Regions from separate parts of the Homo sapiens genome. Here region 2 is linked to region 1. Evidence: read pairs that join two places in POLR2A ChIA-PET (ENCODE). Cell type or tissue: GM12878. All regions are shown on one strand.

The links. ChIA-PET counts read pairs that join two places held together with the same protein. Peaks named below come from ENCODE experiments on the same cell type or tissue, not always from the same donor. Only the 100,000 strongest peaks of a DNase experiment are listed, where the experiment ranks them.
Region 2: POLR2A ChIA-PET joins it to region 1 with 8 read pairs; 2 of 35 experiments call an interaction of 5 or more read pairs at or near these places.

What each region holds. Positions count from the first base shown.
Region 1 is chr6:82,399,466-82,403,465 of GRCh38, forward strand. No RefSeq gene overlaps it. Among named protein-coding and RNA genes, the nearest start is that of TPBG, 38 kb to the left of the region's middle. In GM12878, no CTCF peak of the experiment used is centred here; no DNase peak of the experiment used is centred here.
Region 2 is chr6:82,064,693-82,068,692 of GRCh38, forward strand. All of the region lies in intron 2 of LINC02542 (long intergenic non-protein coding RNA 2542), which reads right to left. All of the region lies in intron 2 of LOC107986617 (a long non-coding RNA gene), which reads left to right. Among named protein-coding and RNA genes, the nearest start is that of LINC02542, 35 kb to the right of the region's middle. RefSeq lists an enhancer at 2,350-2,429. In GM12878, no CTCF peak of the experiment used is centred here; a DNase peak (open chromatin) is centred at 2,469; H3K27ac peaks cover 418 bases.

The sequences.
Region 1 (4,000 bases):
ATTGGAAAACTGTTATCTGATTCAGTAATCACAGTATTGACTATTATGTTTGAACTTAAGTGTGCTGAACCAAAAAAAGGTTTTAATTTAATGAATATAATCTGTATGATGGTGGAAGATAGCTTAATAGTAGATCACATGTCAGACTTAATGACAAAAATAAAAAAATTAGCCAGGCCTGGTGGTGCGTGCCTGTAGTCCCAGCTATTCGTGGGAGGGGGGAAGTTGGGGGGTGAGAGAGGAGGATTGCTTGATTCCAGGAGGTGGAGGCTGCAGTGAGCCATGACTGTGCCACTGCACTCCAGCCTGGGTGACAGAGTGAGACCCTATCTCAAAAAAAAAAAAAACAAAAAAAAAAAACAGGCAGAAAATAGGTGTTGCCAAGGATGTGAGGACATGGAAAAGTTGGAACCCTTGTGCCCTGCTGGTGGGAATGGGAAATGGTGTAGCTACTATGGAAACAGTATGGTGATTCCTCAGAAAATTAAAAATACAACTACTGTATGATCCAGCAATCCCTCTTTTGGGTATATATCCAAAGAATTGAAAACAGAGTCTTGGAGAGATATTTGTGTACCCATGTTCATACCAGCATTATTCATGATAGCCAAGAGGTAGAAGCAAACCAAGTATCTTTTGACAGATGAATGGATAAACAAATGCGGTATATGTATATACCATGGAATATTATCCAGCCTTAAAAAGGAAGGAAGTCTTGTGATGTGCTACAACCTGGATGATCTTGAGGACATTATGCTAAAAATGTCGCAAAAAGACAAATACTCTTTTTCACTTATATGAAGTATCTAGAGTAGTCAGATTCATAGAAACAGAAAGTAAAGTGATGATTGCCAGGGGCTGAGGGGAGAAGAGAGTAAATTGTCATTTAATGGGTATAGAGTTTAGTTTTGTAAGATGAAAAATTCTAGAGATTGGGTGCACAGCAGTGTGAATACACTTAATACTACTACTGAACTATACATTTAAGAGTTGTTAAGATGGCAGATTTTATATTATGCCTTTTTTTTTTTTTTTTGAGTCAAGAGTGTCACTCTGTCACCCAGGCTGGAGTGCAGTGGTGTGATCTCGGCTCACTGCAACCTCTGCCGCCTGGGTTCAAACGATTCTCCTGCCTCAGCCTTCTGAGCAACTGGGATTACAGGTGCCTGCCACTGCGCCCAGCTAATTTTTGTATTTTTAGTAGAGATGGGGGTTTCACCATGTTGGCCAGGCTGGTCTTGAACTCCTGACCTCGTGATCCACCCATGTCAGCCTCCCAAAATGTTGGGATTACAGGCATGAGCCACCGCACCCAGCCTGTTATGCCTATTTTACCACAATTTTTAAAAAAGAGTTAGTGGATTGAGATACAACTCTGTTTGTCAAATTATAGTTAATTGCAATCATAGGTTGGCTATGGATATAGGAATTGAGCAAAAATCAACTAAAGCATTCTGTGAGAATCAGTTGGAATTTATAATAAAGTATATTGTATATTTTATTATCATTAGTAAACTGTGTGCTATATGTCCTTTATATTAGTAAAGTTTAGAATAAACTTACATACATATGTAACATATATAATATCGTATATTCTATATATAATATATATACACACACATACACACATATTCCCAACACAGAGCTGGTTGTTAATATTTACCAGCACACCACTGTCAAGATTGGGCTTTCTCTTATCCAGGAACTGAGATCCGCTCTGGTGGAAGGATCCCAGGTGGCCTGGGTTCGGGTTCCCAGGTTCTATGTCTGACTCCTCCACTTAACTATCTGTACGACTCTGGGCAACTTGCTTAGTTAGACTCTCAAGTGTTAGTTTCCTCTTCTGTTAAATGAGAGCTAGATTGAGTAATCTGTAAGATTTTCTGCTATTAAAAGCTATCACCAGCCAGGCGCATTGGCTCACTCCTGTAATCCCAGCACTTTGGGAGGACGAGGCAGGCAGATCACAAGGTCAGGAGTTTGAGACCAGCTTGAACAACATGGTGAAACCCCATATCTACTAAAAATACAAAAATTAGCTGGGTGTGTGCCTGTAATCCCAGCTACCCAGGAGGCTGAGGCAGGAGGATTGCTTGAACCTGGGAGGTGGAGGTTGCAGTGAGCTGAGATTGCACTACTGCACTCCAGCCTGGGTGACAGAGATAGACTCCGTCTCCAAAAAAAAAAAAAAAAAAAAAAAAAAAAAAAAAAAAAAAATGACTATAGCATTGTAAATTCCGTGAAATGAGGGGCTGTTTTTTATCTTTGCATTTACATAAGCACGTAACATAGTTCTTTGCACACTCAATTAATGTCTGTCAAATTAAGTTGAATAGCGTTTTTCTCAAAATGTTGTGGATTCTTAAATATAATAATAGCTAATATTTCCTGCCTTACTATGCACCAGCTGCTTTATCTCATGTAATTCTTTTAATTCTATGTGGTAGCTACAGTTACCGATTCCGCTTATACAAAGTAATTGAGATTTCCTGAGATGTCACATCTAATAAATGGCAAACTGAGATTCCAACTTGGATCTATCTCACTTCACAGAAACCCTCTTAACTACTATGCTACACTACTTTTTATCCAGAACTAAGATCTTCCCTGAAATGCTAATCATGGAGAATCCTTCTGCATGCCAGAAAGTGAAATGACAAATAAATCTTTACATTTATTCATTGCAACCCTGGAGGTGCTATCATCTGTGTCTCAAATTTAGTTTGCAGCAGGATCATCTGCAGTTCTGAAATGCATATTCCTGAGCCCCGCCCCCCGACCTATTCAATCAGAATCTCTAGGGGTGGTGCCACAAAGCCACATTTTTATTTTTTATTTTATTTTTATTTTTATTTTTTGAGTCGGAATCTCACTCTGTGGCCCAGGCTGGAGTGCAGTGGCGTGATCTCGGCTCATTGCAACCTCCATCTCCTGGGTTCAAGCAATTCTCCTGCCTCAGCCTCCCAGGTAGCTGGGATTACAGGTGTGCACCACCACACCAGGCTAATTTTTTTGTATTTTTAGCAGAGATGGGGTTTCACCATGTTGGCCAGGCTGGCCAACAACTGACTCCTGAGGTGCCCTCGGCCTCCCAAAGTGCTGGGATTACAGGTGTGAGCCACCATACCCAGCCAAGAAGCTACATTTTTATCTGAACTATCATTTTGATATGGGGAACCCTGGACCACATTTAAGAGAAGCACCAGCCAAGAGCAGGGACTTTCAAACACTTTTAACCACAACCTAGAGTTAAGAAAACATTTTATATTGTGACCCACCATTCATATACATGTGCCCACAAAAATGTGAACATTCTGATATTTTCCAACTCTATTCCATTCCATTGTACTTTTTAAAACTAATGGTCAAGTTTCATAAATTGATTTTATTTCCCATTAGTGGGTCACAATTTGCAGTTTATAAAATACTGACTTAGAAAGGTTATATTTGTACCATGTGCCTTCTTTTTTCCTGATTTAAGAGTTTGCACATTAGCGAGACAGAAAGTCCAGCTGTCATTCCTGTATACCTCAGTTAGCTCACCTGATTATTCCAGGCAGGGCTGGATTTACTCCTTATCCTCTGTTCCCAGAAAGAAAAGGATGAAGTTTTTTCCCTTGAAAGGGTTTTTGAAAGTGTCATTTAACTAGCGATTTCCGTTAGTCCCACCACTCCACCAATACGAGTTATGGCAGCTCTGTGTCCCATTAGTGAGCTCTTTCCCCTTCAGCTCTGTGGGACAGGCTGCAGGGCCCAGATCTCTCTGAGCATCTCCTACCTGGCACAGCACAGGATTTATTTAGCATTTGGCCTAGGGTTTGTCCCACTGTTTCAGAGTTTGCTACCATTACTGTAGTAGGTATGAATAATTTTTCAAGTGTAAGCTTGTGACTTCTTTTTTTGCTCCTGAAATTATTGATCAAGGGGATTTCTGAATGATTTTGTGTTGGATTTAGCTAAAAAGAGTTTTATTTTCCTCCTGCTGCTGAAATGATCTCAC
Region 2 (4,000 bases), 330 kb before region 1:
ATTTTATGTTTGCTAAAATACTATTTTCCACATAGTATCTCTCCCTTGAGCCATAGTTGATAAATAGGGCAAATATTGTTATTATTCCCATTTTATGGATAAGGAAAATGAAGTTCAAGGCTCAGTGTGTCCAGGGTAACAAAGGTAATAACTTGCATTGCCCAGATTCAAAATTTCTGATGGAAAATTAATTCACTATATTAATATTATAAGTTGAAATATTGTAAGCCTAAATATTGTAAGTTGAAAACGAATTTATTACATCTAAACTATCAAACATCATAGTTTAGCATAGCCTACTAAGTCACATGACTGCTTAGTAGATCATTTAATTTTCTCTGTATTTCTAATAATTTGCCTGACATGAAATAATCTCTCTCGTGATTCTAGTTTTATTCCTCATCCATTTACCAAAAGCCAAAGTGCTTCTTAGTGAAGTAGCCTAAAATATTATTTGGCAAATTTTTTTCTTGTTTGAATATTTTTATGTTTGATGCCAATTTTTCTTTGTTTTTAATCTGGCAAAACCTACCGATAGCTCCTCAGTGTGTTAAAACAAGTCCACTCAAGGTGGCTTACCTTTGCTCCCAGGTAATTAAAACAACACTATAATACCTGGGTCACCTTTGACTTTGTATTCAATGTCTTCATCTTGAAAGTTAGAAAGTTAAGAAAAAAGAGGAGGGGGCTACATGATGAATGTGAATCCAACTATACCGTGGATTTAGAGTCGTGCTCTGAAATCAAGCACAGTTTTCTTTAATAAGGAATATTTTAGTAGAAGAACTAAGGACTTCAGACTCTATACAACTTCTGAATTTTCCAGAATGCCTCCACTAACTTCTATTCCTTGGTGTTGAGCATGACCTATCTACTCTCCCAATCCAGCTGTTAATCTGACATAGTGTTTCCCAGCTCACCTAGAAATACGTCAAAAGCCATAGTTCAAAATGATACACGGATGCTCCTCGATTTATGATGGGATTACATCTTAATAAACCCATCATAAATTGAAAATATTGTGAGCTGAAATGCATTTGCTACACATAACCTATCGAACACCTTACTTTAGCCTAGCCTACTTAAATGTGCTCAGAACATTTACATACATTTGCCCAGCCTACAGTTGGGCAAAATAATCTAACACAAAGCCTATTTCATAATAAAGTATTGAATATTTCACATAACTTATTGAATACTATAGTAAAAGTGAAAAACAGAATGGTTGGATATGTGCTCAAAGGACAGTTTCTACTGAATACATATCACTTTTGCACCATCATAAAGTTGAAAAATCATAGGTTGAACCATCATAAGTGAGGGATCATATGTAATTGCTTTCAAAGAACATAGTACTACAGTGATTCAAAAAATGTCTGTGATGGTCCTAGAATAGTTGCTAAAATAAGTGTCAACTATTCTCGTTGATTAGAAAAATCTGCCATGTTTGGGTGACTTTTTAGAATTTGGAAACTGAGGTCTTTAATTCATAACAAATGGTGTTAGGTTTTTTTGTGTGTGTTTTTGTGTTTTGTTTTGGGTTTTGCTGCCATAAAAAATTATAGCAAATTTAGTGGCTTAAAACAATACAATTGCATTGTCTTAGAGTTCTGTGGACCAGAAGTCCAGTATGGGTTTTACTGAACTAAAATCATGGTGTTGGCAGACCATATGCCTTTCTGGAGGCTCTAGGGGAGAATCTATTTCCTACTCATTAGGGTTGTTGGCAGAATTCAGTTCCTTTTGGTTACAGGTTATAGGCTGAGGTAGTTGTTTCTTTGCTGGCTGTCAGCTGAGGGCTATTCCCAGCCTTTAGAGGTCCCATTCCTGCATCTTCAAAGCCAACACTGGTGGGTTGAGCCCCTCTAATATTGAATCTCTCTGACCTTCTCAATCTCCTCCACTTTTAAGGTCTCATGTGATTAGATTGAGCCTACCTGTATAATTTCCCCACTCAAATTCTGTAGCCTTAATCACATCTGCCAAGTGCCTTGTGCTCTGTAAGAAAACATGCTCACAAATTCCAGAGGTTAGGATGTGGACACCTTTGAAAAGCCATTAGTCTTTCTACTATGCCAATTTTACATATCCCTGGCTGAACGATAATTTCCCATATTGAAGAGAATAAGCTTATGAAAAGATTTGTGATAAATAAAATTTTATGACTGGTGAATGAATTTTACAGAACTTATGTTGAAATGTATTCTTTGCTTCATTTATGTTTCATTCTCATCTGCTACCAGTAGTCTATATGAAGAGATGAAAAAAATAAGTCAATGCTATGAGCTCACATTCACATGTTGAAGCCCTAAGCCCCAGTGTGATTATATTTGGAGATGGGGCCTTTGGGAGGTAATCAGGTTTAGATGAGGTCATGAGAGTGAGGTCTTCATGATGAGATTAGTGTCCCTTAAAAAAGAGATACCAGAAAGCAAGAGCTTGCTCTCTCGTGCGCACTCTCTCAGTTTCTCTTTCTGTGTCTCTCTCTCCTCCTCCCTTTCTCTGTCATGTGAGGACACAGAGAGAAGGCAGCTGTCTGCAAGTGAGGAAGTAGGCCCTCATCAGAATTCAACCACGCTGGCACTCTGATCTTAGACATCTAGCTTCCAGAACTATGGGAAATAAATTGTTTTTTGTTTAAACCACACAGTCTGTAATATTTTGTTTGGCAGTAAGAGCAGACTGAAACAGAAAAGTCGATATAAACAAAAGACATACATCCCCTATTTTCAATTTAAGGAAATGTAGTTTCACAATGGAGGTGGCATAACCCCTTTCAAAAAGCAATAAACTTTAGCTTCCATTAGATATCCTCTTATTTAATCACTGATTTTTACTAGGTAAGAGCAGAAAAATCTTACCTAACTATATTGAGATTTTCTAAAATCCACTATCACTAGAATGGCTTGAGACCTTCAAAATATTATTTATAATAATGATTGCCTCTTCTATATGATTATAGATCAGGACCCTGTCAAGTAGCAGTAATAATGTCAAGGAGTAATTTCTTTGAATGTGAAACTAAGGCAAACTATATAAAACTTGCACTAATTTTTAAGGCTTAACAATTAATTTCTCAGGTCAGGCATGGTGGCTCACACCTATCATCCCAGCACTTTGGGAGGCCGAGGCGGGCAGATCACTTGAGGTCAGGAGTTTGAGACCAGCCTGGCCAACATGGTTTGGTCTCTACTGAAAATACAAAAATTAGCTGAGCATGGTGACGGGTGCCTGTAATCCCAGCTACTTGGGAGGCTGAGGTAGGAGAATTGCTTGAACATGGCAGTAGGAGTTTTCAGTGAGCCGAGATTGAGCCACTGCACTCCAGCCTGGGTGAGAGAGCTAAGCTGCATCTCAAAAATAAATAAATAAATAATAAAATAAAATAAATTGATTTATCTTCTTCCACTGCACACAGAATAATTTTCATGAGTTTCATGCATGGAACAGTGAGGATGGCTAATAAACTGATTTATCTATGTGTTTCAAATTTTAAAATCTAAAAAATATTGCTTATTTATTTGCTTTTTTAAAGATCAGGGCGATCTGTCAATAACATGATGGCAGGATAAAAAGAATAAACACGCCTGTAATCCCAGCACTTTGGGAGGCCGAGGCGGGTGGATCACGAGGTCAGGAGGTCGAGACCATCTGGCTAACATGGTGAAACCCCGTCTCTACTAAAAATACAAAAAATTAGCCGGGCGTGGTGGTGGGCGCCTGCAGTCCCAGCTACTCGGGAGGCTGAGGCAGGAGAATGGCGTGAACCCGGGAGGCGGAGCTTGCGGTGAGCCGAGATCCCGCCACTGCACTCCAACCTGAGTGACAGAGCGAGACTCCGTCTCAAAAAAGAAAAGAAAAAGAATAAACACAAAGATAAAGATGTCCATTTTGTGGGCAGCCACAATGGCCTAATATCAGGGACCCAGGAAGGTCCTTTTGGTAGATAGTTCTAAAAATTATACATCAGTTTCTGTCTTTGGTGTACAACATGCCATTC